Linked DNA regions of Homo sapiens: all the other regions are linked to region 1. Evidence: chromatin loops called from intact Hi-C (ENCODE). Cell type or tissue: GM12878. All regions are shown on one strand.

Region 1 (8,000 bases):
ACACAATTAATCTCACAAATTTATGAATGCCAAAGCATGGAGCAAAATGAAAACAACTGGGGGAATGTTTAAGGGAAATAATTGGACTGTATCCAGATGTGCATGTGTAAAACATCACCACTTAACTCCTCCCCCATATCCTGTCTGAAGACAGGGTTTTTTTTTTTTTTTTTGAAAATAAACTGGGGTTATTTGAAAGAAGTTGTGGTCTCTGACTAAAACTGAATAAGCAAGGCCAGGCTGGCCATAATTCTGTGTGTTCTTGTATTTTTGTTTCTTAATTAACTCATTAGGTGCTGATGAATCAATCTGCCTCATGTCTGTTTTTGGTGGGTGTTGCCACAACTTTATGAACTCTATTTAAAGATAATATGTAAGGGGTTTCAAGACTGATAGTCGATTTCTTTGAGTTTTTGGTTATAACGAACTGGAACTTTTTACTATTAGAAATAGGCAACATTATTGTAGTGTGAAGGTCATCAAGCTGGGACGTGAAGTCTGGTCAAGAGGAAAAAAATGTGACAACATTTTATAGTTTTTTTTTTTTTAACAGTCTGTCCAAGATCAGTTAGGGGAAACAAACAAACAAAAAAACGATTTCTCTAAGATGCTTAACTCACTAGATAAAGCATAAAAATGGAGATAATAATGTTGAGTTTGTGTGCATGAAATTAATTTAGGATCTGGCATCACTGGGATATGAGAAGCTAGAGGACAGGGTGCTCTGAAGAAATATTTTGCAGGTTGATGTCTAACCATCATTACATACCTTAAATGGTACTAGAGATGAAGTAATAAAACACACTTTTTCCCTCAAATGCAAATATTTCCTCAAAAACAAGATAACCAAGTCCAGCAATAAATCCAACTCATTTCAATAAAATGTTCTCCACAGACTTGCTTTTCTCCTACTCTGTTTAAGGACAAAAATAAAGATGAAATGAATTGCAATGAACCTGCTCAGAGGTACTCACTAAAGTGGAGCATAGAGAGGCCTTCTGCTCTGCATGCCCCTCCCTCTATCTGCATTGTCCTCAGAGACTGCCTGAAAATTCAAATTCTGGGCCTCATTAGGCACAGAGTCCTAAGATTGTGTTTCTGTTTTTATTCAAAGAGAGAAAACAAAAGTAGAAAAAGTTGAATACCCAATCTTTTATACCATTGCAGGAAGGCTTAAGGACCCCAATCGTCAGTTTTCCTGCAATTGGTGACTTCAATATGAGAATAGTATCAGCACTTTATTTTGAGAGTAAGTATTGATAATGTAGTATCATTCCAATTGTGCAGGTAATTATTTAAAGTCCAATTTTAATAATCATGACAACTGAGTATAGTTTCTATCAAAAAAAATTTCTTAGTTCCTTTACCAAGAACTGGTAAAAAGGCAACTTTTTAACTAAAGGGAGCTAGGTACAGAAAGGCACTGTCCTGTCCCAGACGCCAAAAGTTTAGTGGGAAGTGATGGCCATAGAGAGGGAAAGGGGATGAGAAGATCACTGGTTTCAGTATTAATACAGATATGCACATACAGCACCATCTCTAGATCATGCCTGTTATTCTCCATATCGTCTCCACATACTACCCAATAGAGATATATTTTATTTAGCCAGTTTTGGTTTCAAACACAAATAATTTCTGGGAAAGTTCAATATATTGGTTTCACACACTTTATGGATATAATATCATGATGTTGAAAATATTCTATATTATACAAAGTTTTTTTAACACAAATTAAATTTTGATGTCATAAGTGAAGACTTGGCAAATAAATACTAAGAATTATCTGTGTACCAGTATAAGGAAAATACAGTGATTCTGGGTTTCAAAACCCAAATACACTGAAACATTGTGGAGTTTTTAAAGTAAGGAATGTGCTTGGTCTGGCAGATGATAAAACATGTTAGTTGCTTAAAATTATTGCCAATTATTTTGGTAAATACATTCAAACTTTTTTAAATTTTTTTATTTTTTGTGATAGGGTCTCACCCTGTCACCCAGGCTGGAGTGCAGTGATGCAATCATGGCTTACTGCAGCCTCCACCTCCTGGGCCCAAGCAATGCTCCCACCTCAGCCTCCTGAGTAGCTAGGACTACAGGGTTGCACCACCATGCCCAGCTAATTTTTTTTTTTTTTTTTTTTTTTTTTTTTTGTAGAAACAGGGTTTCACCAGGCTGATTTTGAACTCCTGGGCTCAAGTGTTCCTTCTGCCTTAGCCTCCCAAAGTGCTGGGATTACAGGCATGAGCCAATACACCTGGCTTCAAAGTTTTTTTTTTTTTCTAGAGAATCAGCAGTGTAATAGAAATTAATATTCTAGTACTCAAAACAACAGCAATCATAACAATAATAGCAAAATCTATGTTCTTGGCTCAGTTACACTCAAGTAATAGCTTGACCTTGGATTAGTTGCTTTATCTCAATTTTATTTCTGCAAAGTAGCGTGAGGATCCCTATCCTGCTCACCTCACAAGTTGTGAAGTTCATTAGGTTTATTGTTGCAATGTTTTCTAAATCTTCTCATTAAATGATGTTAAAACCTACTAAGAACTCAAACAATCCCAGACACACTGATGGAGAATTTAGATATGTAGTCTGAATATAGCATCAGACAACCTGAACTGTTAAACAAGCAAAGAAAATTATCACAAAATAAACATGGAAAATATCATTACATTGACCACCATTTAAATTGCACAGTTCTTGTAAGACATACCCACTACATAAAATAAAACCCATCTGCAGAGACACAGCAGTTTTTCTGCAGTTGGGAGTTGGTGATTGAAAAGTAGGAATTTGAAATTAATTTTTTTTAGAAATTGAGAAATTTTATCCTCCCTTCTAAACAATGACCCTCAACACAGTAATGAGCAGCACAATCTGGAGGGTATGGTAATATCCCAGAATATGTCCCCAGGCTAGGTGCTCAGGGCCTAACTTGCCTTTTTAAGAAATTCATTGTTTCTGTTGAATGTTGCTCTCTTCATATTGTCTACTTTAAAAGACAAATACTTCTGGGATGTGTAAGCCCAGGAATGGGAAAGGAGGAAAAATCATCTTAGAGTTTATTAAGTACGGAATCTGACCCATGGACTTGATATGTGCATTCTCATTGCAGACTTGGGTTTGGGGTTTTACAAATGTAGAATCCAAATATTAGAGAAGTTCATCGCTTTCCTGTCACCCTCTTAAGGGAATGAACTGTGTAGCTGAGATTTGATCCCCTAGTTGGTCTGCCAGCAAGCCCATGTTCTTTCTTTTGCACACCCTATACCATATAATAAATTAATTCATGAGATGCTGTCTTTGTAACAGCTGAGAATTGGAACACTAAGAGAGCATCGAACATCTGGAATAGAAGTAAAGTGATTTGGAAAAAAAAAGGGAGGCTGGAAACTTAGTCAACACATAGGGGCAGCTCCTCTCACTCAGTGTTCATGCTGGGTCCTGAAGATAAGTAGGTTTTGCTCTTTGCCTCAGTGGTCTTTGACGGACTCTGGGTACTAAAGCTAAGATGGAATTGAGGGAAGCTCCTAATGCCTCCTTTATTTGCATCGGCAGTGAGATTGAAAGAGGCCCCTTCAGTGTGTGAATACCTGAAATTAAAGACTAGAAATATGCATTTAGACTGTTTACTTTAGGTTTCCTGTTTACATTTGTTCCAATTTTATTCTCTCACTGGGGAGTAGAATTGGAATGCAGAGAAAAAGGGGTGAGCACAAGACAAAGGGAAGTGAAACTCAATTTTGAAAGCAGAACCATTTTTACATTTAAGTTGAACTGTGGTTTTAAAACATTTAGCTCTCTATTGGAAACCATTGTGGGTGGGGTGCATTTGTAACAGAGCTTCACCTAATTCATTCTATATGCTTGGCAGAGGAAAGGCTGAAATCAGAGCCAAATTCCAAAGAGCCTCTGAGGGAAGCAAGGTCACACTCTATTCAGAATTATATAGCAACCTGGCCTAAACAGAAGATTTTTAATGTGTTTGTGCACTTAGGAATCATTTTTCTAGACTTTGGTAATTGTTTATCCATTTTGTGAAGTTCTATTGTAAATGTATTGCAAACACTGCTTCATAGCTAGATAAGAACAACTGCTGAATAATCTAAGTCAACTAAGTTTATTTCATAGCTGGTTTTGAAACTGGGAATAAAATAATATAGAAGGGTTTATTGATTAGTTCCACTGTCATAATAAGCCTGGAGAAATGTCTTAGGAGCCACATTTTGACTTTTTTGTCTGACGAATTTGGCCCATCCTCAAATAAAAATTGTTTTTTAATTCCAAGCAGTCATATTATGAACAGTTGTTATATTTTACATTGTTTTATAATTGGTCTCCTGCATGATAAAACTCATTTGCAAGGCAGAAAGGCAAAAATGTGAGAAGCAAGAAACCAATTTATTGTTAATCAATAATTACAATAAAAATGGGAATAAGGAGAAATGTGATTTTAACTCACTTCCTGGGAAGACATTCCAGAGTTTGGGGGATGACAGAACATCTTTTGGGTGCTTAGGGACCAAAAGGGAGTGAGGACTTCAGACTTTGAAGTTATTTTTGCTTACGACCAACCAACTTTACCTCAAAGTGCAGAGTGCTTAAAAGTTAATTTAAACGTCGGTTACAAATTCCAAGAAATGTGGAGATATAACCCAGAAAGGCAACATGACCTAGAGAGCTGAACAAGGGTTTGGGAATGTGGACTTGGTTGTTAACCCTGTGTCAGTTGCTGTTTTTTTTTTTAACTTTGTAATGATGAAATGCAGTTTCCATTCTCCTGACCACCTTAAGGTAGTACCAATCGTGGGTAAAATAATATAGAAGAGATATAATATAAAAGGGGAAATAATTTAGAAGGACAATGCTGTCCCCCCCTTTTGAAGATGACATGGATTTAGAGCAAAGTTTTGGTTATTTTTGAGAGGTCCAGAATCCAGGCATCTGCCTCTTTTGATACAAAGGCTGCTACTTCTTGCTTCTTCAAGGGACTTCTCACCCTCTATTGATGGTCAGCCCCCTCTCACTGAAGGAATCAGAATCAATTGGTGATAGAAAGTTTTGAGAGCATCATTTGCCAGCCTGGAAGTATTTTTCATCTCTACCAGTTGTTCTTTAACTTTTTGAAGTTCTGTAAACATTTAAGAACATCGTAGGAGTTATAGATGTTTTCCTTAGGCTATTGCACACATTCACAGATTGATTTCTGAAGACTCCCCCATCTTGAAGATTGTTCATGGATCATGGGTTGTGAACCCTAGCTATGGAGGGTTTGTGTCTCTAAGCTCTGAAAACCTCACCATCCAGGTTGTCCTCTCTGAGAAGCTACTCTCCATGGCCGAGTCACCTTAATGTTGAAAGGAAATATCTTTGCACATGATTTGTTCTCTTCTTATTCTGCCTGCCTCTTAAGTGTCAGAAGACCTCCCTGGAGGGAACCTCACAACTTTATGTCATTACTTTTTCCAAGGCTCACTTGTAGGTTTGGGAAGGTTTTCTTTTCTCCCTCTTTTCTTTGCATGAGAGTCTGTCCCATCTGCCTTTTCCCACCAGCAGTCCAGAGTGATCACTCTCAGATTTTTCACACCACTTACGCTTTGTATCAGCAATATGATATTCATTTTTCTCTCTTTTGGTTTATTTGTAAATTAATTTTTACTATAAAATATTTTAATACATATATAAATGGAGAATAGAAATAACACCCATTTTAATACAATCTTAGCATTATAATATACTTGCATCAGATTCTTTAGAATGGTAATTACAGTTACACAGTGAAGATCTTCACTGCCTCTGCCCTGAGCCCTTCTTTTCTTCCCTCCCTGGTAGTAAGTGCTGTTCTTTCCAAACGTGGTTCATCCTTTACTTTTAAAAATTATTCTTCTGGGTATAGACCTGATCTATTCAATGAGACTATATTTTCTTGAGAATGGATAGTAGCCTTATTTTTGTTTTTGTTTGTCTTCAGTGCTCAGGGGTCCTTAATATGTGACAGCAGATGCATGGAGGTGGGGTTGCGTGGCACTTGTGCCTCCTCATTTTAAGGTTCTTCTCCATCTTGTCCCTCAAAGATGGTTTGCATTGTTACAAATGTTAAGAAAATCACTTTTTCTCCTTTCCTATTTTTCTTCTTTCTACAGAAGAAAATTCAGATCATATGAGATTTCATGTTTCTCTGAATATCCTGTTGCTCTTCACTTCTCCTGTTTCCTTATATCAGGAATGATTCTTTGTCCTGGTTTCTCAGTTCCTTTATTTGCAGCTTTAGAGAAATAATCTTGCTTTAGGTCACCTTTAACTTTATTCAAATAGTATAAAGTAAGCAATGAAAAGGTAAAGACAATTAATATAAACCCCAAACCCACTATATATGTCTACTAAGAACAAAACTCAATAAAAAATATGCCTTGAATTCCAAAAGTATGTGTGTGTATGTATGTAATATGTGATTAAACTGACAAATTTATTTGCTTTCCAGAAATTTTGTTTCTTTATTTTGTGTATTTATACACTTTGAAAATCCATCAATTTGTCTTGGCAATTCTGATATTACTCCTATTTCACAAGTAATGAAACTGAGGCCAGGATGGCTAAATGACATCTCAGGTAGCAGAACTATTAGGAGTTAGACTAACGTCTCCAGATTTCTTTTCCTTAGGCTCAGGTGGTTTTCCTGCTTCAGCCTCCTGAGTAGCTGGGAATCCAGGTTTGCACCACCTTGCCTGGATTTTCAACAAATGGGACTGGCTCTCTAACCAGGAATTGAACCTGGGCTGTCATGACGAAAGCACCAACTCCTAACCACTAGACCACAGGGTGGAGATTTCTTCTTTTTTAAAAATCTGCCCCTCTTGTCACTGTTTCTTTTTATTGCTAAATAATATTCCATTGTCTGGTTGTACCACAGTTTGTTTACCCATTCACCCATAGAGGGACATCTTGGCTGTTTGCAGTTTTTTGGCAATTATGAAAAAAGCTACTCTAAACATTTATATGCATGTGTTTGTGTGAACATGTTTTAAATTCATTTGGGTGAATACCTAGGATTATATATAATTGCTGCATCATATGGTAAGACTACGTTTAGTTTTGTAAGAAACTACCAAATTATCTTTACAGGTGGCTGCATCATTTTGCATTCCTTCCAGAAACGAATATGAGTTCCTGTTCCTTTGCATGTTTATCTCTATTTGGCATTGTCAAGTTTTTTAATTTAAGGAGGCCCAACTTATTTTTTTCTTCATGGATTGTGATTTTGATGTTATACCTTAAAACTCTTCACCAAACCCAAGTTCCCCTAGATTTTCTCCTATGTTATTTTGTAAGAGTTTCATAATTTTGTGTTTTGTGTCTAAGTCTGTGATGCATTTTGAATTAATTTTTGTAAAAAGTGTGAGGTCACTGTGTACATGCAGTTCTTTTTCGAGTAGACTTATAGTTCTTTCAGCATCTTTTGTTGAAAAGACTATCCTTTCTCTATTGAATTGCCTTTTTCCCTTTGTCCAAGATCAGTTAACTAGATTTGTGTGGTCTGTTTCTGGGCTCTTATGTTGTTCCGTTGATCTGTTTGCCTAGTTTTTCACCAATACCATACTCTCTTTATTACTATAGCTTTATGGTAAATCTTGAATTTGAGTAGTGTCAGTCTCTGATTCTTCTTCTTGAGTATTATGTTGGCTATTCTGAGTCTTTTATTTTTCTATGTAAGTTTTACAAGCAGTTTGTTAATATCTACAAGATAACTTGCTATTATTTTAATTGGGATTGCATTTAATCTATAGATCAAGTTGAGGAAAATAGACATGTTAATGTAATTGAGTCTCCCTATTCATGAACATGGAATTTCCCACCATTTATTGAGGTCTTCTTTGATTTATTTCACTAGAGTTTCATTTTCCTCATATAGATCTTTTTCATATGTTAGTAGAAGCATATCTAAGTATTTATGTATTTATTTTTGGGGTGCTAACGTAGATGACTATATTAGCCCATTTTTG
Region 2 (8,000 bases), 88 kb after region 1:
TTTCCCCACTACCCTCGTCAGACAAACACTGCAGCTTGGGACAGAAGTGTGCCTCCATTTGGAAACCATAGAACAACCCCAGCTGCTATTCATTAATGATAGGGGACCCAATCGCTAGTTGTAAACATGCTACAGAAAAAATATGATCAATTCTAAGAGACATGCTTTAAATGAGACACTGTAGTGGTAAGCTGTAAGAGAACTGATAGATCACTATTCTACCTTAAAAGAGATTGATACAAATGATTGCTAGGCTTTGTTAAAAAAACTAGCTTTTCTTTTTGAAAGCTATTAGTCACTCTGAAGAACTGGATTCAAGATATTATCTGTCTTGTTTCAGGCTTTTATTTCAAAGAATAAGTTTATATTTTGGTTACTTATGTTAAGGATGGAATTAAAGTGAGTTGTGTGCTGCAGCTTCCTTTTAGCCAGTGTGGTGGTGATTTTGTGAATTTGTGATAGCGTGGGGCCCCCAGGCTGAAGCCAGTAGTGAGACAGCAAGTGTTCAGGTATTTCAGTCAGCAACCTAGGGAGCAGAGCTCTTCAGAAATGAATAAGCAGGATTGCGAAAATATCCCTAGCTGGGCCCAGCCTGAAGGAAATGTTTAAATACCAATATCTCTTTGGCCGTCTTAGAGGCCTCCCAAGAACAAAAATAAAGGAAACTAAGGGCATGTTTTATTGACTATTGGAATAATCAGGTTTTTAGCAATAACATGTAGAATATAGTAAGAAAAAAACTTACGTCAAATAGTAGAATAAACATAAAAAGTCCAAAGAGGATTATTCTTCAAGTCTATTGCTGTTTCAATTCAGTTAGAGTTGAATAATGGCATCTCTGGCAGCCATAAGTGTTTTCTATTATTAGCAGTGTTACCATATACTATCCTGACATTACTAAAGTAATAACACCTTGCCTAGGAGTTCTTGAATTTGAAAAAAAAAAAAAAGCCTTTAAGCCAAACAGCACTTGTAACTATAATGCTAAATGAAGATAATTGAGCTACTTCAATCATGCACTCAAGATATTAATAATAAACCTGTCTTTTAAAAATAACAATTTACAAATAAGAATCTTTGTGTGACTTAACATTGCATGTCTAATATATTTTCAGTTTTCTTTAGTTGACTTATGGTGACACCAACTTACCCATAAAGAATGTCTTTAGTACCTATACCTGCTGAAAAAAAATACTGTGAAGGTTTGAATTATATTCCTTACACATAAATTATATTATTCTGCTTCAACTTGCTGCATTCAAAGGGAAACTATTTACTGGCATGTGTAATTAATTTTAATTAACACACAGCCTCAGCAAAGGGAACCGACATGGTACAAGCCTTGGTAGAAAATGTTAGTCACACTCTGCAGCTAACTCTGAGCAGATGCATAGTTTCATGAAGAAAATATTTGCAACGTCTAACTGTAGCGAGTTTTTCTCCTTTCTTTCTTTTTCTAATTTTGAAACTGCCTGTGTTTATTTCTTAGAATCTGAAAAAAAAAAGTACTGTGGGTATAAAGGAACAGTTTCAAAAAATGCAGTTGCAGAGAGTAGTTTTGACTATTCAAACAAGTAACTGCCTTTGCTCTCAGTGTGTGTTAAATCCACACCTCACTGAAATCTTTTATAGGTAAGAGTATGAGTGATATGTGTTATACTACCAGATATTAGCCTAAACTCTTTTTAATATTATAAAATGATTTTGCTTCAGAAAATAAATAAGTTGCTCTATCATCACTGTACTAAGGAGGACTCCTTTTCACTCTTAAAAATTGTTGAAGACCACAAAGAGCTTTTGTTTATGTGGACTGTGTGTGGATTATATCAGGAATATTGTGAGTTGGTTGACTTCACATTGTTGTTTGAAACTGGCCATAGTGAGAGTATTTATACCAGAAAACTAGCAAATGCTAAAATCATAGCTTCTCCTTTTTCTAGAAAGTCTGTTGATAAGCTTTTATCAGCACACCACCAATTATATTTATTGTTAGAAATTAAAAATGAGGTTTTAAAAATATTCATTTATTTAAAACTAACCCTAATAAACCCATTTTATGTTAACATAAATTATATGTTTTACTTTAAAAATTATTGAAAAGAGTGGCTTTTTTTTACAGTTTTGCAAATCTTCTTAATGTGTAGTTTAACAGAAGACAGCTGGATACCCATATCTGCTTCTGCTTTCAATCTGTTACAATATGTTGTTTTGGTTGAAATCAATGATGAAAACCTGGCCTCACACAGATGTGTAGAAAATGGAAGAGTATTTTAATAGCCTTTTAAAATTGTGGATCTTCTTCTTTGATATTCCACCAAAACTCGACAAGTAATTGTTTCTTAAAAGTTAATTGCAATGAGGGATCTGAAATCATATCAATGAGCTTTCTATATTCTGCTACACTGATTCATTGGTCTATCATGCACTTTAAATGGATCTTTTACTTATGAATGATTTTGTAACATCATACATTTGTCATTTGGAAAACATTGGTTCACTGATTTACACAGATCTTCCAAATGTTTATACATTTCATTCTACAATGCTTAAAAATCACATTCATTAATATCCACCAATCTTATCAGAAAAAGGGAAGGTGTCAATGACGCCCATGGTGATAGATATGAGTTTTCCAAAACTCTAACACAAAAATTTATCATTGGCCACAAATAGTGTCAGTTGTTTTCCTTTAAATGACAGGCTTATTTTGTTTATTTTTGAGAAAATATCTGCCAAAAACTGAAGTTTTAGTAACGATAGATTGTTAGCCAGTTTTTCAAGTAAAAACGGAATCCCATGAAAAACAGCATCTGCTTCACCTTACAACTGCTTTGCTTGAGACAAGCACTTCAGGATACAGCAGAAGTGCTTGTGTGTACTTCTTATTTTGTGACATGGAATATTAAAATTTAATCTCTAGAAAATATTCACTTATAATTAATACATAATTATTATCTAGAATATATGAATCTAAATTAAAATTTAATCTTTGGATATAATAGAATTAATATTTTTAACTGCTTCATCAGGATATCCTTAAGTGAAACTTGCTTTTTTTAAAACTGTGATGACATAGCAGTGAAGGCTACAATGACCATCAGTCAGTACCTCATTGTGATGTTGCCTTGGTTTATGCTAGGGCACCCACCCTTGCCTTTGCACCATCAGTGCAATGTTAATATATTTGTTGCTCCATAAACCATGAAATTAAAGTGATTCTACACTTTGGCTATTTCAGTAATACTTGTGTTCATTGATAAGAATTCATTTAAATGAATATCTTTGAGGATTAGTTAGTACTGATACCAGACAAATAGAATCAAAACAAGTGTCATTCTTTAGACTTGTCCATTTTAGGGCAAAAGTATAATTCTGCAGATTAGAGTTCTAAACTCATGTTTCATGGCAGCAACTAAATATTTAATTAGACAAATTAACTCTGTCATTTTAAAATTATAGTCATTTCTTTTTCTTGACTTCTGTTATCCAGTAGACATTCAGCAATGCCAACTGTACAAAAGCTTTTAGACTCTCAGCTAGTGTGCACTTCTCCAGCTAATGCAGCACAATGATTTATCCTATAAAATGCTTCAAGGACTTTTTCACTTCTAGTTTGAAAAGCCCTAACAAACAATATTGGGCTTACAAAGAACATACCTATGTCTAAAATATTTTATTCTTTTTTCTTTAAATGTTCAATGATTCATCTCAAAATGAGGCTGTAACTTAAGTGGCATTAAAATGCTATTCAAGTGTTCAATTGCAAAAGACAATAGGTAAATTATATACATATGTTAAAAAATAAGAGAAAGCTTTATTTGTAGTTTTAATTTTTTGTTATTTATAGTTTTGTCCTGTTTCTTTGCATTAGATGCCTTCCTTCTAGGAGTCAGAGCACTAACTCTGACATGTCAGTCTTATCTTCTTCAATATCTTTAGATGTAGCTGTTGCAGCTAGGGTTGAGAAAGTTTCTCTTCAAATCTCCCTTTTTTAAGCCAATGAGCCATCCTTAAACATAAGGAAAATACATTTTCTTTTATTTTAGAACTACTAAATCCTAAAATAATACATTTTAGATAAAAATTTTAAAACTACAAGTTTTGTAAATTAAAGCATTGCAAAACAAGACAAAAAGATATACTTACTTCTTGTTGTGTCTGTACATAGGCCCAAGGGAAACTTTAGGATTTCAAAATCACAATGTATTGGATGATAATGAGGTTAACAAAGATTATAGCAAGCATAAACAAAAATAATTATTAAGGGTGTGGTAGAAGCACTGAGAACAAATGAGTTAATCTCAGAAAATGCACATACTCTCTTTCAAATTTCTAGTACACAACTTTACTTTCCATTAATTGCCAGGTAATAACATCATCACATCATGTCCCTTTTTGATAAACTTCTCTGTATATTCATAACAGAATGAAAGTGAAAAAAGCAAACTAGTATTATGACAATGGTTTTGATCTGGAGAAACATCTGAAAGGATCTTGGGGACTCCTGAAAGAGTCCTGTGTACCCCAGTAGTCCCCAGATAATACTTTGAGGACTATTGTGAAATGGCAGTTATGCAATACGTGATATAATGATTCAGTGGTGTCACATCAGCTTAAGCTGTATTTTCATGCAATGGGGGGTGTGCTTATTGCATAAGTAAGTCTGTTGGATGTTTCTCTTACTTGTGAAGAATCAATATTACATTGATTGCCAAATTTGATTTTTCAAGTCCCCTACACACTGTCGTAAAGCAGATGGTAAAGACAGAATACCTCTGAAAAGTCAAACTCATGTCAGCTAAATTGATAGATTTATCTTAGCATCGAAAGCCATGTCACTCAGTCCCCTCCTACTCAACCCCAATATAAAAACCGAAACAGTGATGGAATTTCCAGAGCATTTGTTTACTCCCTTTAACTACCATTGCTCTTTGCTGAGTGATGATGCAGGGCAGATGGTGTCAGGGAGAGAAATCATCAACTAGCTCAGGATTGAAAGGGGATGAAGATGCTAGAAATGTGTTGATGTTTGAGAAGGATGTGTGGAAATGAAGAAGTGACTAAAGAGGACAGCCTTATCACCAACAACATAAGCATATCCCTTGCTCTTTAATTCTGCCCCAGAGGGAAAGGAACAGGGCTTCAGTCTCAAATGAGAGAGCCACTTTTCTAGTCTGGGGTAAAGATATCATGCATACCTTTCCTTCCTTCCCCTCCACTGTGATAGATCTGAGAAGTGATGAAAGCCAAGAAATATTGAGCTGTTGGATTTTTTTTACTAAATGCTATGTATGCCAAGGGTTATTTGCTTAATATCCTTCATCTTGGATCAAAATGGTGAGAAATTTAAAACCGAGAATTTCCCTGAAACACTGGTTTTTAAACCTTCTCTAGTGAAGGTTTTTTTTTTTTTTTTAATTTTCAATTACTTGCAGATCAATGCAAGGTCCTATTGCACGCCTGAGCAGTTTGCAACTTGCATGGCATGAGACTCACCTTATGAGTTCAGCAGCACTCAAACTGGTCTAAACACTTGAACAAGACAGACTAGTCCACTGATCAGGGCTTGGATGTCATAGCAGTGTCAAATTGCTACAAGGGCTTCCAACTGCTTACTCTTTGTTTCTGTATTTTTGTCATTATACACTAGTAAACAAGCAGTTCTGGGACCTGAAGCAATGCTCTGTTATTGGCCATCACAAATGTAAGGTTGAATTTGCCACATGCACTGTCTAGTCAAGGTTAATTATTCCTAGACAACTATGACTTGCCATCTGTGTAGCTGTTGCTAGATGCACAAGTAGAATTAGTTATGGTAGTGTGGGCTCATCAGGTAGAACCATTCAAAGTGTATATCACTTATATCTCATAGATTAGAACACATGGTCCAGATACTTATTAAATTATTGGATAGATCAAATTTCCATTAACTATACCTCTAACACAGAGGCTATCATCTGTGTGAATATACAGATGATAGAACATACAGAACAAGAACATGCAGGCTCAATATTTGTCACTAAAGTTATTTTATCATTAATTATTTTCAACATAATCTAATTTTCTTCTACAATCTGGAAAATATTTGGATTTTTTGGCATGCTGCATGTCTGCTTCTTTATAGTGCCTTCTTTCAAATACCTGAATCATAAATGAAGAAAAAAAAACTTGAGAAAGATACAGTTGTTGACATTTCAACCTTCTTGCTCTTTTCAAAACCACCTTACCTGCTAACTTCTGTTGCCTCTCCCCACCAGAGATGATTATTAATTTTTTCTTTCACATGGCTCAACTGGTCTGACACTCTTGGAAAACAAATATTTGTTTCCAGCCCATGGAAACACACATAGTGTACTCAAGCCAGAAGTTCTGAGAAAGCACACTGTCAGGTGCTGCTACTCCTTTGGAGAACCTGGCTCCCATGAAAACATCTGAAATATAGTTCCGTAACATCATCTATTATTAAAAGATAATTTTTATTGCCTTGAAATTTCTCCTTGAAGAGTATTTCCTTACTGAAGTGTTTTATGTTTAACTTGTCAAAAATTAAGGAAGGCATGAAAGTTGCCTTATGGAACTGAAGGACTCGCATTCTGCGTTGTCTTTCCAGAGGACTGAATTAGTAATGTGTAAAAGTGGCTCAGAAAAAGATATCAGCATATCATCAGGAAGAGGTTTTTAATACTCTTAAGATTTTATGTATTACATATATAGTATATATTTTTAGTATAGCTTTTTAAAAATAGAATGGGCAACTTGTGAGTTAGCAAGCCTCCCCCCATTTCCAGAGCACTTTAGCAGAAGCTAGATAACAACTTATTGGTAGGGTGTCCTAATTTATCATCACTCTTGAGAGTAAAAGGGGACAGTATTAATAATTAGTGTGGGACAGCACTTGGCAATAAACTGGGACTGTCTGGGCAAAAAGAAACAAATGGTAAATCCTACCTGTGAATGATGTCATAGAAGAGAGTCCTGCCTGATGGGGGAATTTGGCTTAGGTGACCCCTATAGTATATACTCACTTGACTATTTTCTGCACTACCATTTCCTCATAACTTTTTCCGATAACTTATTTTGCTAATATTCTCTAAACAGGAAGAAGTTTGAAATGCATTATTAAGGATTAGATTTTAAATTATGTTTAGGAAGATTTATGTGTAAATTGTGTTATAATTCTTTTAAATCCTGTAACACAAATTAGCTTGTAATAATCACAGAAAAAAAATCTTAATGTGTGTGTGTGTGTGTGTGTGTGTGTGTATAGGACTATGTTCCAGCTGGCCTTATTGAGTGAGTGTTCTTGTTAATTATAAACCAGTCTTGAGTGTGATACCACTGTTTATTATTGATACCTTCAACCTGCTTCTGAGATTCTTCTTATGAGTTAGAGTATCCCCAGAATCCTAAATGGGGAACCTCACTTCCATATTCGATAAGCTGATGTCAATTACAATAAAGAGTATGAGAATTATAAGTTAGACAAAAGGCAAGATAGTTCCTTTGAGAGGAAAGCATGCCTTACAACTCTATGAGTTGTTTGGAAAGTTAAGTATTTGTGACAATAATGAATGAATAAGTACATATTTAAGCTTTCAAATAGCCATTGACAAAAATCTGAATCATGGTGGAATTCAAAAAAAGTTCATTATGTTTTCTTTAAAAAAATATGTGGCTAGAAAACTGTCTCTGAGAAAGATTAAGGGTAGAAATTATTCAACCTATAAGTGCTTTATTGAGCATCTGTTATGTATTAGGCTCTGAGGTAGGAGCTAATGGGTACAAAAATGGTCCTTGTCCTCTGCATTCATGACTCTAGTAGTGTATTGGAAAGAGATGGATATTTCTGTTAATGATATAGTATAACAAATGAGATTTCTCATGATCCTAATTTTCTAGATTTCTAGGACTCTAACCAGCCTTAACGTTTGTATAAGTAATCAGAAATACTTTGCAAAAACTCATATTTTGCAGATCAGGCTCACTTGGGTAGTGAAAAG
Region 3 (8,000 bases), 170 kb after region 1:
CAGGCCCCCATTTCACAGATTGAATCCTGGTTTATCACACAGAAATAGGAGAGGCCAGGCTCCTCCCCACTGCAAATAGCACCAACTTCCCAAGGCTGCACCCTGTCCTCTCAGTGCTCAGGCTGGTGGGAGATTCTCTGGGGACTTTCCCCCTTATCTTCCTCCTGCTTCTATCACAATGAGAAATCTCAAATCTTTATTATTCTAACCTGTAATAAGTCCACAAAGACATGTAGAGTTTGATTTCTAGTGGTTTTTTTTAGACTGGCTATCTTGACTTCAAAATATCTAGGAATATTAAGGACAATGTGACAATTGCTCTTTTAAATTCCTGACTGAGCACACAGGAGGATGAGAAATTCCTGGGTAAGAAAATAAAAAGGGAGCTGGAAAGCAGAGGGCCTATGGTGAAGCCACAGCTGTCCTTGGGGCATTTGCTATCACTGCACACAAGAGCTTTGGATGTACTTAGACATATGGAGATAGGAGAAAATACTTCAGCCCGAAAAAATTGGGGAATTGGAACCAAGACCCCTACAGTAAGCCAGGACACTTAAAAAGCTACACCTTCAGTGAAAATGGTGAATCAAGAAAAATCCGCTTGCCGTTAAAAGGAGAAAATGAGGAAAGTTATTTGTCTCGGCTTGCACTGTGAATGGAAGGAGAGAAAAGTCTTTGAGAATCCATTTGTATAGGTTCCTCATTCTGTAATTTGAGATTCAAATATGTATCACTTACATGCGCAAGCAGAACCAAAGCTGAGAAATTAAAGTGGACCAAAGTTGGAAGCAGTTCTGGGAGCCTGTAGAAACATAAATACTCTCTGGAGCAACACACCCTCAAATCAGATCTAATAGAAGCCCAGCTAAACTTGAATACACAATCCAACATTTAAAAGGACACACACACACACACAAAGCCATCATGAGTAAGTCAAGAGAATAACAAACAGTAGGAAAGATTTTGGACTATATTTAAAAAATTTAAAGAAATAAAAGAGCAAATGACAAATTTGAGAAAGGAACACTTTCTAAAGACAAGTCATATTTTTAAAATAGCCAAATAGAACTTGAAAAATGAAGTGCAGTTATTGAAATTAAAATTTTATGAATAGATTAAACAGCTGGAGAGAGACTACATAAAATAGGTTCTACACAGTGGTGTGCTGATAGATGTTTAATAAGTAGCTGTCCAGGATGGGGGAAAGCCCTGTTCTGTAGCATTTGCTAATTTCCATGGTGTGAATGCTCCCACCATTGGTAGTCAATTTTAAGCTACCAATGTGACGTAGTGAACTGGAAAGAGACGTGTACAGTTGGTTCTCATGAGCTGGTATAAACCAGCTCCTATACACGATTGGATATATAACTGAATAAATTACCTAGAATGTAACACAGAAAGATGGAAAGATAGGAATGTATATAGGACACGAAGGACAGGCTGTGAAGATCTAATATATGTTTAATCATCATTCTAGAGGAGAATAGGAGAATGACTAAAATGTTTCCAGAACTGATGAAAGTCATGAATTCTAAGATCTAGGAAGACCACAGATAACATCCAGACATACATTATAATGAAATTGCAGAGCACCAAAGCCAAAGAGATAACCATAAAAGCATCCAGAGAAAAAATATATCAACTACTAAAGAACAACAGTTCAGACTTCTTAAGAGCAAAAGTGGAAACCAGAAATAATGGAATCATCTTCAAAGTACAGAGGGAAACACTGCCAAGCTACAGCTGAATACCTAGTTAAAGGATTATTTTAAAGTGAGGCCTAATAAAGACACTTTCAGGCAGCAAAAACAGTTTGCCATCAAAGATAAAAGGAACGAAACGAAAAAATGTACTTTAGGAAGAAGGAAAATGATCCAGAAGGAACATGGACAAAGAAGTGGGTAAACATTTAGGTAAATCTAAGCCAATATTAAAACAACAAGAATAATAGTAATGTATGGTGATTAAAAGCCATCTGAACAGTTTTATTTTCTCACAAATACTAAACAGCACTTAATTTAATTACATTGCCATGTAGAAGTTTTAACCATATTTTGTTCATTTTTGACTTATAAAACAATCAGGAAAAAACAGTAAACATTGTTATATAAGATTTACTTATTTTAATCCAAGTTACACTTTGCTAAACATACTGAAAATTTGACGGGGTTTTAAATTTGTAATGAAAGAGCCATAGACTCCTCAGAATTTTTTTTTTAATTGTGTTGATCTTGCACATTCTATTATGATTCCAGGTCATTACCTAAGCAAGGATTTCCAATTTAGGCTGAGCTGGGAAAGACATTATTATATTAAAGTTTATGGTTATGAAAACTGTACCCCCACAACACTGGAAGTACAGGACCTTTGTTTCTCTCCACCCACATGCTGGTGACTTTTTACCACTAGGAGAGTTATGTACTCACTGTGACTCACAGAAAAAGATAAGGTTACTTTATACTATCTCTCAATAAATGGAGCCAAGGATCCTTGGAGAAATTCCAGGACTGGGGCAGAGAAAGTACAAGATGAGCCTGGAATGTCTCATGATGCTAGAAAGTAAGGAAGTGCTCAAAACCTTATGGGGATATATGTGAAAAAGATACAAGAGGCAAATTACAGGAGGCTCCCAATGACTAAATCTGGGACAATTTCAGAAATAAAATAATGACAGTAATGGATTATAATCCATAGAATAAAATAAGAATCCATACTTACATAAATAAACAGTTGAATGAGTAATTATATGAAGGAGAAGGGAAAGCTGTTCCTCATAATTAATTAATTTAGAAGAGAAGATCAAAATTTAAAAATCACCATTTGCAAAACATCACAGTAATAGTTTCTCTTAAGAATCATCAATGGATGTTAAAATGAGTAGGTAAAAGTATGATGAGAAACAGGATATTCACATAGCCTCAAATATCACCCGCAAGATACTTATTAATTTCAAAGGAGAAAAAATAGAAACTTTACAGTGGAGAAACCTGGAAGACACCATCTTAACCAAATGATCAAAGTTAACATCACTAGTAATGAGACAGATCGACATCACATGTCTCCTGATGTAATGCACTGAGAAAGACACACCATTTATGTGGCGTGTTTTTGCTAAAAATGCACAACCTGAAATTAATAACGAGGAAACATCAAATTGAAGGACACTGTACAAAATAACTGGTCAATACTGTACAAAATTATTAGGGTCATAAAAGATGAAAAAAGACTGAGGTATTGCTCCAAATTAAAGGAGACTAAAGAGGCATAACTAAATGTAATACATGATTGAGGATTAGATCCTGGGTCATAGTATTACAATGTCAATTTCCTTATCTTGATCATTGTTGTGTAGTTTTGTAAGATACTAACATTCGAAGAATCTGGGTGAAGGATGTACAGGAATTCTTTGTATTAATTTTCAACCTTTTAATAAGACAAATTATTTCAAGATGAAAATTATTTTACAAATCAAAGATAGTGTTAATGATAGCTTCCTTAGACCTCTCCATCCTCCCATATTCTAAGAAAGGCCATTTATATGTTACCTCCAGTTCTGTCCACAGACATCAATGCATGGCTTCAGGAAAAGTGGGCCAAGTGCAATGCTGAACAGGAAGGAAACAGTTTGAGTCTGAAGCACAAGGTTCCTACTGTGCTGAATCAGTGTGGTAGAGGCTATTAAAATGCCATCTTTTCCTACCTCCCACTCCTCTCCTTCTTCTGCCTTCATACCCTACATCCCAGACCGCTTTTAATCCTATTGGGAGGGTATACAGAGAGAAATAAAGAAAAAATAATAATGAATGGCTGTGTTCTTTGGCACATGAATAGCAGTTTCCCTTTCGGGACTTCAAGAATAAAAAATGAGAGGCTTTAAATCTTGCTAACTTGTGCAAGAATGTGCGCGTGTGTATATGTGTGTGTGCGTAGGTAAAAATGTAAATGACCACTATGGAAAGAACAATGCTAGCTTTTAAAATCTACTAAAGTAAAAGAAATAATTATTCCTGAATAAGGTATGTCAAACACCAGTGGGAAGAAAGAAGAGCGGGTTATTTTGTTTAGAGCTGGATGAATTAGGAAAATCCCTTTTTACAGCTAACTCAGAGATGAGCTGTTGTTGCCAAGATGTGGTTTATCAAACATCTAGGCTATCTCACAGGATGTGAGTTGGTTTAGCTTTGTAAAATAGCTCTATTTTTATTTTAGCCAAATCTCTACAAGACTCTCAGTCAGCTCCCTCCCCCACCAGAATGAAACAGCAACAACAGCAGTGAAACCTGACTGAAACAGCAGAGTAAATGTTGGCCAGAAGCCTGCTGTGATCCAGCCTGGCTTTTAGAAGGAGTCTCTCTCAGTTTGATTCATTGCTTCTCACAAGCCAGCTCCAGACTGCTTTTCTTGAGATAAAATAAGTTGTAGAAGTATAAAGGGAATGTTGCCACTGGTAATTCTTTTTACTTAAGATAATAAAAAGCACATAAAATTTCCATGCTCATATTTGACTCCTTTCCGGGTCTCCCTTCCTGATTCTAACACACTGTGGAAATGGTGCAAGGAAAAAAAAGCCACAGACAGAGTAGTCGGTATGATTTCAGACCACATGACTCATTACTTGTGCTTCTTTCTGGAGCAGTCTGTTTTCTGTGAGCTGGCTTCACTCTGGTTAATCACTTAGCATGGTGAGATTTCACCTGGTTGCCCCTCTGGTGGCTCAGACGGGGCCTGGGGCATCACTGAATTTATACTGAAAATCAGATGGGCATCTGAACAACTCCCACAAAACACACACACACACACACACACACACACACACACACATTTAATCAGCATCAAGTAGTGCAGTTTCCTTTCTAAGTGATGGGAGCTGCTGGCTGTTGTTTTTGGCTTGAGGCCGCATAGACCAGCCAGCCGTTGTGTAAGCATGGTCTGTCTGAATTGCTTTGGGGCTGTCTTCTTAGAAATCTTCTTGCTGTTCATTATTTTGCCAGCAAGCCATAACTATTACTTTTTTTTTAGATTCCTCAATCTATGTTTTCTCTACTGTAAGATAGTAAAATGTAGAGAATCAGGGAGCCCTATAAATCTTGAAGATTTTTTTTGTCTTAATTTCTTTAATTTGAGATTGGCATTTAAAACCATTGTAGAACTTGTGAACTTGCTAAGTTTAAACTACAATTTGGAGTAGGGAGTAATAACCAAACTGTTCTTCTCATGTTGTTTTAAAAGCTTCTGGTGTATATGCCTTTTTATTTTTTACTCATCATACAGTCTATTCAGAAAAATAAAAAAAAAAAAACCTTAAGTAGCTCTTGGCAGAAGGTCAAAACCAGCATTTCAGGGAAGGTATTTAAAAGTCTTTTAAGTGTGGGCTATTTGTATAAGCAATATCTGCACGTTTCTTATGACTGGGAAGGACTATTTTCACAGTCTTTCATGGAAATATTTCTAGACAATTTTCTGCGGCTCTTTTCCCTGAGCTCATTTATTTGCTTTTGCTTCAGAACACAGCATTTTAATGAGCAGTTTTATGAGCCTAACCTGCGTTCTGCAAGCTCCACATGACTGGATTCCTGTTGCACATAACCTTTGCCCTATTTTCCATTAAAACACAAGACTTTCCTATAATCAACTGTATACTATGACCTTGGAGGAAAAAAATGCAACAGATAGTTTAGTCTACTATTTAGTCTACTTTAGCACACTAAAATTGATTTTTTTAAAAAAATTAGTTGTTTCCTTATAATTTTTAAAAGTGTACATATTAGTATTTTCATCACAAATTTATTTTGTAAGATGCCTAATTCAATATTACCATATCCCTCTGGGTAAATAACTCATTTAGCTATCTTTATAATCCACTGAGGGATGTACAAAGGTAAGATGAACCCCAAATCAATTTGGAATTATGAACATTCAAAACAAAATAAAATGCAAAGTTTTCTATCTCCACTTGGTCTTACATATAATAATAGGTGTCAGGAAGTTCCTTCTTATAGCAAAGCTAAATCATCATCTGATGCATTTTGACTCCTCTTTGTGCTTTAATTCAAATGTAAAACAACTATTTTTCACTTTATAGATAGTATCCTACTATTTTTATATAGAATAACTTTCTCTTGTATACCCTGAGACATCCAAATTTGTTTACTTTTACTTCCAGTATTTTAATCCGTTTTCTTAATATCTGCTAAATATTCAAGCTCTCCCTTTCATTTGAGCAGTAGAGCCTCAGGCAAAATGCAGAGCCCCTGCAAGGGTCTAACAAGTGCTAAGAACAATGGAGCTATTGTTGTGTAACACACCCAGCTCCCCTCTGGATCATGCATTCCAGCCATGTTTGCCTTTTAAAACTACACTATGGATTTAAGGTAGTCTGCGGTTGCTTGTAACACCTTTGCTCTTTTTCTGCCCTGCTTACTTTAGCCAATCTGTCCTCATCTTATAATTCTGTTTACATTTTCTTCTTAGGACAAGGAAGGCACTCTTTAAAACAGAGTGCAGTAAGTTTAGGGCAAATGAAAGGAAATCTACTTCACATAGCAGGTTATAAACTTGTGGAACTCATTAGTCCCAAAAGGTGGGACTGGCAGGAAATGTAAATGAATTCAGAAATCTTTTAGCCAGATTTATGAATGAGAGCCACAAATGGCTACTAAGAAAACTGGGGCTATACCTGACTTTTACAACAGAAGTCAGAGAACAGCTTTGAGCTCCCGCACAGGATGACTCTTGAGACTTATTGGGGTGGCTGACCTTGGGTCTGGCCCACTATGGGATTTCCTGAGCATCCTGTGTCCCTTCTGCACTTGTTCTCGTTTCACTGGGTCTCAGAAAGAACCAGTAAGGCTTATGTGGGAGGGGCAACTTTCTTTTTAAAGTAGAGACTAGAAGAAAGCTTCGTAACTTCTCCTTTCCCGTTCAACCATTTGCCTACCTTAGTGCCAATTATGACGGTCAGGGAATGGTGATGTCTGTCTAGTAGAAACTAGCTGAGATCACATTTGAATGTTAAAACATAGATACTTTCTTTTACGCTAAGTCAGACACTTCTTTTTCCTGGGAATTTTCAGGCCTGAGACCATAAATAGCATTTTTATTTCATCCTGTACTCTATCCTCAGTAGAACCTTCAATCACTTAACTCCCCTGCTTTTCCCAGACTTATATCTCTTTACTGCAGGGTTCTCAAACTGGAGTACTTAAAAAATGCAAATGCTCCTGGCTTCACCCCAGACCAATTAAATCATAATATTTGAGGGTGGAGCCCAGGTATCAATAGTCTTTAAAGCCATCCCAGGTAATTCTCCCAGCAGCCAAGTTGAGAGTCTTGACCTGACAAGTAGTGTTAGGTTCTCTCCTTACCCTGAGCTCCCTGTTTGGCATCTCAGTGTTGTCTGTGACATCATTCTGCAATAGCCACCTCTCTATGTTAAATGTTTATTAGTGATTATGGTGAAGCTTTCTACACAAGTCATCAGTGCTAGGTCTTTATGCTTTTTCTGTCCTTCCAACCGTGAACGCTTAGTAAAAGAAAACTTGCTGCAAAATCTGGACCATTGCAAATACCCAACACTTATAAGACCCTGCCCTCCTTTCACTCACCTCTTTGTTGACTAGCCAATCACCTGCTCCAAAAATGATCTTCCATCACATCTGTCCCTCACTTTTCCTGTAGGCAAGAATGTCACCTCTTAAGAGAATACAGAAGCCAACCAGAAGAAGCTGCCCAATACCTTTATCTTTACCTCAGCTGAGCATTCTTCCACCATTCTCTTCTTATTCTTCCTTTAAATTGTTAAAAAGAAAAATTCCACTTTCACTTATTAAATATGATTGAGTACCAACTGTGTGTAATACATTAAAATACAGGGGAGAAGACCTATTAGAAAGCAATTAACAATAATACATGAAAAGAATATAAAGCCTTAACGATAAGAAATGTTTAATAAGCTATGAGTGTCTAGGAAAGAGGGATCATTTGGGCCAGGTCTTGAATAA

Evidence for each region. A loop is a pair of places that touch in the nucleus more often than their neighbours do. Peaks named below come from ENCODE experiments on the same cell type or tissue, not always from the same donor. Only the 100,000 strongest peaks of a DNase experiment are listed, where the experiment ranks them.
Region 2: it touches region 1 in a loop (2.7-fold over the local background); 2 of 110 quality-filtered maps call a loop at or near these places.
Region 3: a loop joins it to region 1, with 3 times the contacts of the local background. A loop is called at or near these places in 9 of 110 quality-filtered maps.

Annotation. Positions count from the first base shown.
Region 1 is chr1:172,181,648-172,189,647 of GRCh38, forward strand. The region is part of intron 14 of DNM3 (dynamin 3); the gene reads left to right. Among named protein-coding and RNA genes, the nearest start is that of DNM3OS, 41 kb to the left of the region's middle. In GM12878, no CTCF peak of the experiment used is centred here; DNase peaks (open chromatin) are centred at 84 and 3,774; H3K4me3 peaks cover 1,108 bases; H3K27ac peaks cover 2,677 bases.
Region 2 is chr1:172,269,324-172,277,323 of GRCh38, forward strand. All of the region lies in intron 15 of DNM3 (dynamin 3), which reads left to right. Among named protein-coding and RNA genes, the nearest start is that of DNM3OS, 130 kb to the left of the region's middle. In GM12878, no CTCF peak of the experiment used is centred here; no DNase peak of the experiment used is centred here; H3K4me3 peaks cover 499 bases; H3K27ac peaks cover 1,800 bases.
Region 3 is chr1:172,354,342-172,362,341 of GRCh38, forward strand. All of the region lies in intron 17 of DNM3 (dynamin 3), which reads left to right. Among named protein-coding and RNA genes, the nearest start is that of C1orf105, 62 kb to the right of the region's middle. RefSeq lists enhancers at 4,473-4,552, 6,033-6,659. In GM12878, no CTCF peak of the experiment used is centred here; DNase peaks (open chromatin) are centred at 1,200 and 4,260; H3K4me3 peaks cover 1,205 bases; H3K27ac peaks cover 7,696 bases.